Linked DNA regions of Homo sapiens: regions 1 and 3 are each linked to region 2. A link is a contact called in ENCODE Hi-C or POLR2A ChIA-PET data. All regions are on one chromosome and are shown on one strand. The core of a region is the stretch at or near the end of the contact, and the rest is flanking DNA. Distances in the headings are between cores, read along the strand shown.

Region 1 (2,700 bases), core at 182-2,681, 650 kb before region 2:
GAATCCTGATTTGTTTCTTACACAGAGACAAAAGTCTAGAAGGGTTTAATCACCTAGCATAGACAGCCTTCTCAGAAGAGCAGCTATTAAAAATTGGCACAGTCTTTTGGGAACTCAGTCTAATGAGAAAGCAAGAAAGACCTCTTGGATAGAGACACTTCCCCCCATCAGACTAGGAACTCCCAAAGGCAGAGACCACACCGTCCTCCTATCTTCTCGGCAGCCAGAATGAGACTAACTTTAGTCATCTCTAGCCATACAAGAACTAAATACAAAATCAAGTTGAGTTTAGCATCCACACCTTATAGCCCTTAATTGGGGAAGGCTTAATGTTTGATTTTGCTCTTCTTGTCTATCTACTGCTTCCTCTTCAGCTGAGCCTAGGTATGCTTTTCTTAATCTGGAAACACTAAGGTTTCATGGGTTGCAGTGGTGAGAAACTGAGCCTACAACTTAAACACATCATCGCTTTTGGCTAAAAACGTTGTTCCCCCAATTCTGCCTCCAATTCATGACAGCTGAGTCCGGGTAGCTGAAAATGGACAATTCTGATGATTTCTGATACTCATCGGACCTTTAAAAACATGCCAGGCGCTGCACTATATGCTTAAATTCATTATCTCATTTAAACCTCCCAACAATGAGACTCAGAGAAGGCAGGTACTTGCCCAAGAACAGCCACATTGCTGCTAAGTAGCAATGCTTAGATTTTATTCTACTTCTGCCCTACTCCAGAGACCTCGCTATTCTGGTGACACTGCCGGAAGATGTAGGCCGCGGGTGAGATCTGCAGGCACACATGGACAGATGCCTTGCGCCCGTCTCTACCCACCTCGGGGTGCCCAAGTAACAGGCACTGAGCACGGCGAGGAGCGCGTGGGGCAGGGCGCTGAGCACCAGCTGGGTGAAGCAGTGGCCTGTGGTGTCCCCCTCCCACAGCGGGAGCGGCCACGCTGCGCTGCTGCCGCACAGCTGGGCCAGAAGTCGTTCCATGGACGCCTCACCTGAAGGGAAAGTTGAGGGTGACGGCTGTGCAGGGTAACAGCCGGCTTTGCCTGCACTTCCCAGCCGGGTCTCCCTGTCTCCAGCCCCGCCCTGGAACCGGGACCGCCCGTCGCTTCCGCCCCGAAGCCAGACCCCGCCCATTCTCGCGGTACCAAGGGTAAAAACGGGAGGAGGTTTCCCCAGTGGATTTCTGGACGCTGGTCACCCACCTTGCCATCTGTTTTTCCCCTCCCGTTTCTCCGCCCCCAGGCATCCGGAACCTCAAACCTGAAGAAGCTGCTGTGCACCGGATTCCGATATCCTGAGAACTGGTGTATGCAAAAAAAAAAAAAGTACTGCCCGGCCGGGGTGCTGGGCCCGCCCCGGCTGGCACCCCACCTAGAGGTTGGAAGACCTAGCCGGCGCTATTCGCCACGCCCATATGCTGGTAGCTGCACGCATGTGCACTGCTCTCTGCTTCGGCTGGCCTTTGCACGCAGGCGCGCTGGTGCAGACGCACAGTTGCGTTTTGGTACGCTTTTGTGGCCTGACTTGCGTTAAGGATCCATCCCTCCCTTAGTGCAACGTCATTTATAACCTCTCACGTGGAGTATTCGCTCACAACTGTGTAAGCTTACTAGTTGGCACAAGCATTGCAATCTCCATTTCTTGAAGAGGTGGGGAGCCGGGCACGGTTGCGCGCCTCGGTAGTCCCTGCGCGCCCGTAGTCTCTGCGCGCCGGTAGATCCCAGGAGGATGGCCTGAGCCCAGGAGTTCGAGAACAGTCCAAGCAGCATAGCGAGACCCCAGTCTCAGATAGATAGATGGATGGATGGAAATTCAAACATACCTGCCCCACGGACAAATAATGCCATTTTGGGACACACTGTTTTCCCTTATTATTCTAGGGCTGCATGACCTTGGACAAGTTACCTAACTTTTTTGAGCCTCAACTTTTTTTTGGGGGGGGGACGGAGTCTCGCTCTGTCACCAGGCTGGAGTGCAGTGGCACAATCTCGGTTCACTGCAACCTCCGCCTCCCGGGTTAAAGCGATTCTCCTGCCTCAGCCTCCCGAGTAGCTGGGACTACAGGCGCGCGCAACCACGCCCAGCCAATTTTTTTGTTCGTATTTTTAGTAGAGACGGGGTTTCACCATGTTGGCAAGGATGGTCTCGATCTCCTGACCTCGTGATCCGTCCGCCTTGGCCTTCCGAAGAGCCGGGATTACAGGCGTGAGCCACCACCCCGGCCGAGCCTCAACTTCTTTATTTGTACAACAGGGACAATACCAATACTAAAGTACTGTTGAGAGAGTTGAATAATTAATTTAGAGTGCTTAGGGCAAGTGCTTTGCCTAGGGTAGTCCTCCAATAAATCTTTTAAGGAAGCAGTGGGAAGAACATAACCTTTATAATTATACGGACCTGGGTTTGAATGCTTTTAGCAGAGGGATGTTGGGCAGGTTACTTCTGCATCTTTATTTTATTATGTTTGTCAGGCATGGTGTTGGTATCCGCCTTTACATAGGTGTGTACAGTGCTTGAAGAAGAAAAGCTAAACAAATGACAATTATGGTTATCCCACTTAATCTCAGTAAGAAGCCCCATATCCCTCAACGTCAAGAATTAATTTTCCTATTTTTAAAAACTAAGAGATGTAGGTTTGCATTTCACAATCTTTAGTAATTAATTAACAGAGTCTTGCTACCTGGCCCA
Region 2 (2,700 bases), core at 23-2,522:
GCGCGGCGAACAGCGCGGGCCTCGCAGGAGACGCCCGGCTGGGCCGCCGGTCCTCCGCGCGGCTGGGGGCTCGGCCGGACGCGGCCGCGGATCCTCGGCGGTGCTTCGAAAAGGCAGCGAGGCGGCTGGGAAGGGGCAGTCCCGCGGCAGGTGCGCGCCGCCGCCGCGGGCTCGGAGCGGGAGCGGGAACGGGGCCGGGGCGACTCGCCTGCCCCGAGCTCTCCCCGCCGCACCCCGGACCTGCTCTCCTCGCCGCGGCCGCCCGCAGATGCGGCGGGAATGGGGAAGCCAGGATGAAAAATAAACCCCGTCTCCGCCGCCTCCCTCCCCACCCTCTCCCCTCCCCCTCCCCAGACGCGGGGTCCATTTTGCCGAGAAGAAAGAAAATGTGATTCACACCCTAGAGCTTCCGAGAGAGAAAAGAAACGAGGGGGGGAAAACAGAGGGGAGGAGATTGGAAAAGCTTATTTTTCTTCCTCGCCCGCCGTCACTCCAGGCCCTCCCTGCCCCCTGCTCGCGGCCCCGCCGCGCCGTCTTCCCCTCGCCGAGCCCTGCTCCCTCCTTCCCGGCTCCCGGCGGCTCCGGGGGGCGGAAAACACACTCACACTCGCGCACACAACTAATTTTAAACCGGCTCAATCAATGAGTCATTAAAAGGCTTCCCTCCCCTCCCCTCCCCACCACCAACCGCCACGCCACCCCCTTCCCGGGCTCTCCCTCTCCCCGCTCCAGAAATTTGCATCCGCGGAAAAGAAAAAAAAGGAAAAAGAAAGGCGCCGGGCCCCCACCCCGCCGAGGCGCCCCCGGCCCGGCCTCGCCGCCCCCTGCCCGCCTGCGCCCCCGCCCGAGACACTGAACTTGGTCTTCCCGGGGCCCCGGCAGCGCTGGGAAAGGCATAAACACTCGATTCCCCTTTTCTCCGTGTCCATTAAACATCCACCCACCACCACCATCACCCACCCACAAACCCACCCCCCCCCAAAAAAAAAAAAAAAACACAGCCTTAGCCAATAGCTCTCTGGGCTGAAACCTAATATCCTGGTTTTGGCAACTCGGTGTTTAATTTGCTCCTTTCTTTTCAGTCTGGAGACAGATCTCCAGCCCCCCCTCCCTCGCTTTTCCCCTCCCCGAAGGAAAGAGGCAGAGGAAGGAGGTTGTGTGTTTTTTTTTTCTCCTTGAAATTTTTATCACAAAATTATAATACACTCAAAGGGAAACTCACCGTCATGAAAAAGCAGTGCCTTGTCAACGGGGTTTCTGCGCCATCGCAACAGGGGCGGCGGCGGCGGCGGCGGCGGGCGCGGGGCCGGGGGCCGGAGCGCGGGAGCTCCCGGCCGAGCGGCGCCGGCCACACGCGCTCCGCTCTCTCTCTCGCTCACCCCCGCGCCGGGCCGGGGCGCCGCTCCCCGCGCCCGCCCGGCCTTCATGCTCTGCGCCCGGGCAAACCGCTCGCCTGCTCGTCTACCTCCAAACTTCGGTTCTCGCCTGGCAAAAAATGTGGAGATTAGGATTTTTTTAATTTAAAAAATTTTTTTTTTTTTTTTTGGAAAATCAAGCTGCAAGGATGTTCATTCGTTTCCTTTGGGATTCTTTTCAACTTCAGAAATGTATTGGTTTATTCAAGAAACAGTTTTATTTGGCTTTAAAACAATTACTAAGATCCACGAGGTGCGTGCTAATTCTCTTGCAGGCTCTCTCTCCACACACACACACACACACACACACACCCACCCACCCACCCAGTTTAACTTGACACGGGAAGGGGGGAGATTAAAGACAAAAAAAAAAAACCCTACAAGATTTGTTTAGAACTCTAATTAGAGCAAGCCTCAGTGAATACGTTTTGCATATGCTTTTTAAAAACCAAAACGACTTTTAACTTAGTTATTAGGCAAATAACTGGTTCATCCTAACTTTCAAATGTACTAAGCTTTCCTTTGCAACACTCTTTGTCCATTCCAAAATTCTTGAAACCTTACCTGTGAAGCCCGTATGTGAACATTAAAAAGGAAAACAAAACTTCAGTGACTAAAAGGAAGGTGAGGCAGAGTAAATCACTCTCAAAACATTCATTTTCTACTGCCTTCTCTTTATGTAGATATCTTTTATCTCTATATTTGCGGAATTTTCATTACATAACCCCCTCATTCTTAAAAGAGAGCTAGTCAATCTTTTAACATTCTTTGGTCCAAGTATAACTACCACCTATTTTTAATCTCAAATCTCAAATTGTTGAAACTTCTCTGTAAACTATCTAGTATCCAAAGTATTTAGATTATGTGGCCCAGGCCGGGCGCGGTGGCTCACGCCTGTAATTCCAACACTTTGGGAGGCCGAGGCGAGTGGATCACCTGAGGTCAGCAGTTCGAGACCAGTCTGGACAACATGGTGAAACCCTGTCTCTACTAAAAATACAAAAATTAGCTGGGCGTGGTGGTGGGCTCCTGTAATCCCAGCTACTCGGGAGGCTGAGGCAGGAGAATCGCTTGAACCCGGGAGACAAAGGTTGCAGTGAGCGGAGATCGCGCATTGCACTCTAGCCTGGGCGACACAGCAAGACTCAAACAAAAACAAAACAAAACAACAACAACAACAACATTACGTGGCCTGGAGTGGGAGCAGGTGCCTTTGTAGTCTAGGTTAACTACAAATGCCCACAAAATATACTAGGGGTTTTGTTGTCTTTTATTTTAAATAAAC
Region 3 (2,700 bases), core at 117-2,616, 580 kb after region 2:
AATAGACTCCTCCCTTTGATGGGAGGAATGCGTGAAGCCAGAATGATCGTCCTGCCATTTTCTGAAGATACATCTGCCACAAGGGGCTTTGTTGTAAGGGGAGCAAAATTTAGGACAATAGCTGGGCAGGGGATGTGGGCAGGTCAGTTTACCCAGTAGGCACAGTGCCTAGGGCCCAATATTTTAAATTTCTTTTAAAACCAAAATAAAGGCCAAGTGTGGTGGCTCATGCCTATAATCCCAGCAGTTGGGAGGCCAAGGCAAGAGGATCACTTGAACCCAGGAGTTCAAGACTGGGAAACATAGTGAGACCTTGTCTCTACTAAATATCAAAAAATTAACCAAGCATGGTGGCGCACAACTGTAGTCCTAGATACTCAGGAGGCTGAGGCGGGAGGATTGCTTGAGCCCAGGAGGTCGAGGCTGTAGCGAGCCCTGATAGCACCAGTGCACTCCAGCCTGGGCAACAGAGACCCTGTCTCAGGATAAATAAATTAGTTAATTAAAATAAAATCGGAGCCGGGAGCGGTGGCTCATGCCTGTAATCCCAGTACTTTAGGAGGCCAAAGTGGGTGGATCACTTGAGGTCAGGAGTTCAAGACCAGCCTGACCAACATGGTGAAACCCTGTCTCTACTAAAAATAGAAAATAAGCCAGGCATGGTGGCGTACGCCTGTAATCCCAGCTACTTGGGAGGCTGAGGCAGGAGAATCACTTGAACCCGGTGGGGCAGAGGTTGCAGTGAGCCGAGATCGTGCCATTGCACTCCAGCCTGGGTGACAGAGCGAGACTTCGTCTCAAAATAATAATAATAATAATAATAAAATAAAATCATAATTTAAAAGAAACACCGAGTCTAGATTATGTTCTTTTTTATACCAGTGATAATTATTAATATTTACTTATTTAATATTTTTTCAGTATTTGTATTATGACCCATGAAGGCAAAAACGTGTGGGGCCCGTGAATGTCATAATGTAGCCCTGAATGTGGGGTCAAGGAAGGATTTTTGTCTTGTTTTAATAAAGGCAATATTACAGCACACCTGAATGCTGACGGGAATGATCCATTAGAGAGGGATGAGTGGAGGCTGCAGAAGAGAAAGGGAGTAACTGCGGGAAGGAAGCTTTCGAGTAGGTAAAGAGAGATGTGATCTAGGAAACAAGTGGCGGTGTTGACGGGGACAAGGGGAAGGGCACGCTGCTTCCACTGAGACCGGAAGGGGGCAGAGGACATGGGCACAGATACAGAGAAGTTGGTAAACACTGGTGGGAAGATGAGTCACTGCCTCATCTGTCTCTGTGAAGTGTGCAACAGTGTGGGAGTGAGTGGAAGGTTTGAGGGCAGGAAGCGCTGTGGAATAGTCATCTCAGAGAGGGGGAGAGGGAATTCGGCAGGAAGAGTATGTAGTATGATTGTCTGGCATGATCTGAAGTGCGTACAGCCAGCATGATTTATGATGTCCTCCAATGATGTCCAGGCTCCCCACTGTAGGCAAAGTGTTACTGCATAGTTAGTGAACAGCCTTAACCAGGGCCAGGCCAAGTGAGGCGTTAGGAGGAGAGAGGGGCACAAAAGTCAAAATGGAGAGAATGCTGGGCCATGGAATGAAGATAAGGAGGAGAGTGAGGAGATGAGCAAGATGACAGATGTTAAAAACAGATCAGCAGGTTGGAAGTCGCAATGAGATTAGTGAATTATTGGAGTGAAGGTATTACAGTAACAGATGGAAGGGGTGGGGTGCTGATAACAGACGGCAGCGTTTGAATGTTTCAGAGGTAGTAGAGATTGGTGACAGCAAGGCCTAGGGTGGTGATCCTCAAACTTCAGTACGCATTGGAAGCACCTGGAGGGCTTGTTAAAACACAGACTCCTGGCCCCAGCCCACAGTTCCTGATTCAGCAGGTCTGAGGTGGGGCCTGAGACATTGCATTTCTAGCAAGCTCCCAGATGCTGCACTTGTGGCTCAGGGACCACAAGTGAATGGAAGTACTAGGTAAGGTGGAAGAAAAGCTCTTTGGAACTAAAGAGATCAAGGACCAGGCCAGGCCCGGTGGCTTACGCATGTGGGACCATGCCAGGTTGCCAGCAATTAGAGACTAAGAGGGCAGTGTGACCCCCACACATCTCACTGGGGCCGGGCGCAGTGGCTCATGCCTGTAATCCCAGCACTTTGGGAGGCCAAGGCGAGCAGATCATCTGAGGTCAGGAGTTCGAAACCAGCCTGGTCAACATGGTGAAACCCCATCTCTACTAAAAATAGAAAAATTGGCCGGGCATGGTGGCAGGCACCTGTAATTCCAGTTACTAGGGAGGCTGAGGCAGGAGAATCGCTTGAACCCGGGTGGCGGAGTTCACAGTGAGCCGAGATCGCACCACTGCATTCCAGCCTGGGTGAAAAGAGCAAAAACTCTGTTTCAAAAAAAAAAAAAAAAAAGAGAGAGAGATCAAGTACCTTTGAGGCCAGTGTATGGGATGGGCTGTTTATCCACTTGGAGGTCACAGTCACTGAAATGACTGACATGATGCTTTGAGACAAGCAGGGAAGTCACCAGTGAATGACAGTAATGAGGAGAAGTAAATAGTGGCAAGGAGTCAGATGTGGCTTCAAAGGGACTGGCCTTTTTTGGGGAGAAAAAAGTAAAAGGCCATTTGGAGGCAAGAGTTAGAAGCGAGGAGGACACTAGCCCTGTTATCTAG

Evidence for each region. Hi-C counts contacts between places; a loop is a spot of excess contacts on that map. ChIA-PET counts read pairs that join two places held with the same protein, here RNA polymerase II (POLR2A). Pooled maps may share reads with other maps.
Region 1: a loop to region 2 is called in a pooled map, with 4 times the contacts of the local background. The contact joins the promoter of ABCC10 here to the promoter of BICRAL in region 2. A Hi-C loop is called at or near these places in 1 of 168 maps with a recorded cell type or tissue (CD4-positive, alpha-beta T cell) and 8 of 50 pooled maps. POLR2A ChIA-PET finds 5 or more read pairs at or near these places in 1 of 52 experiments (WTC11).
Region 3: POLR2A ChIA-PET joins it to region 2 with 10 read pairs in endothelial cell of umbilical vein. The contact joins the enhancer-like site here to the promoter of BICRAL in region 2. POLR2A ChIA-PET finds 5 or more read pairs at or near these places in 4 of 52 experiments (H1, WTC11, activated T-cell and 1 more).

The regions. Positions count from the first base shown.
Region 1 is chr6:43,426,272-43,428,971 of GRCh38, reverse strand. ABCC10 (ATP binding cassette subfamily C member 10) reads right to left here and starts at 1,431. Exons shown (of 22, transcript NM_001198934.2): 1 at 1,215-1,431; 2 at 833-1,004. The coding sequence starts at 993. RefSeq lists an enhancer at 785-854.
Region 2 is chr6:42,780,624-42,783,323 of GRCh38, reverse strand. It overlaps BICRAL (BICRA like chromatin remodeling complex associated protein), which reads right to left and starts at 1,272. Exons shown (of 13, transcript NM_001393499.1): 1 at 1,223-1,272. RefSeq lists a silencer at 1-337 and an enhancer at 1-463.
Region 3 is chr6:42,196,782-42,199,481 of GRCh38, reverse strand. No RefSeq gene overlaps it. Among named protein-coding and RNA genes, the nearest start is that of GUCA1B, 3.2 kb to the right of the region's middle. RefSeq lists cis regulatory regions at 1-212, 1,083-2,035. Within about 2 kb of position 1,366, at least 4 of the 41 ENCODE cell types and tissues checked have a DNase peak (open chromatin) inside an H3K27ac peak, as active enhancers do.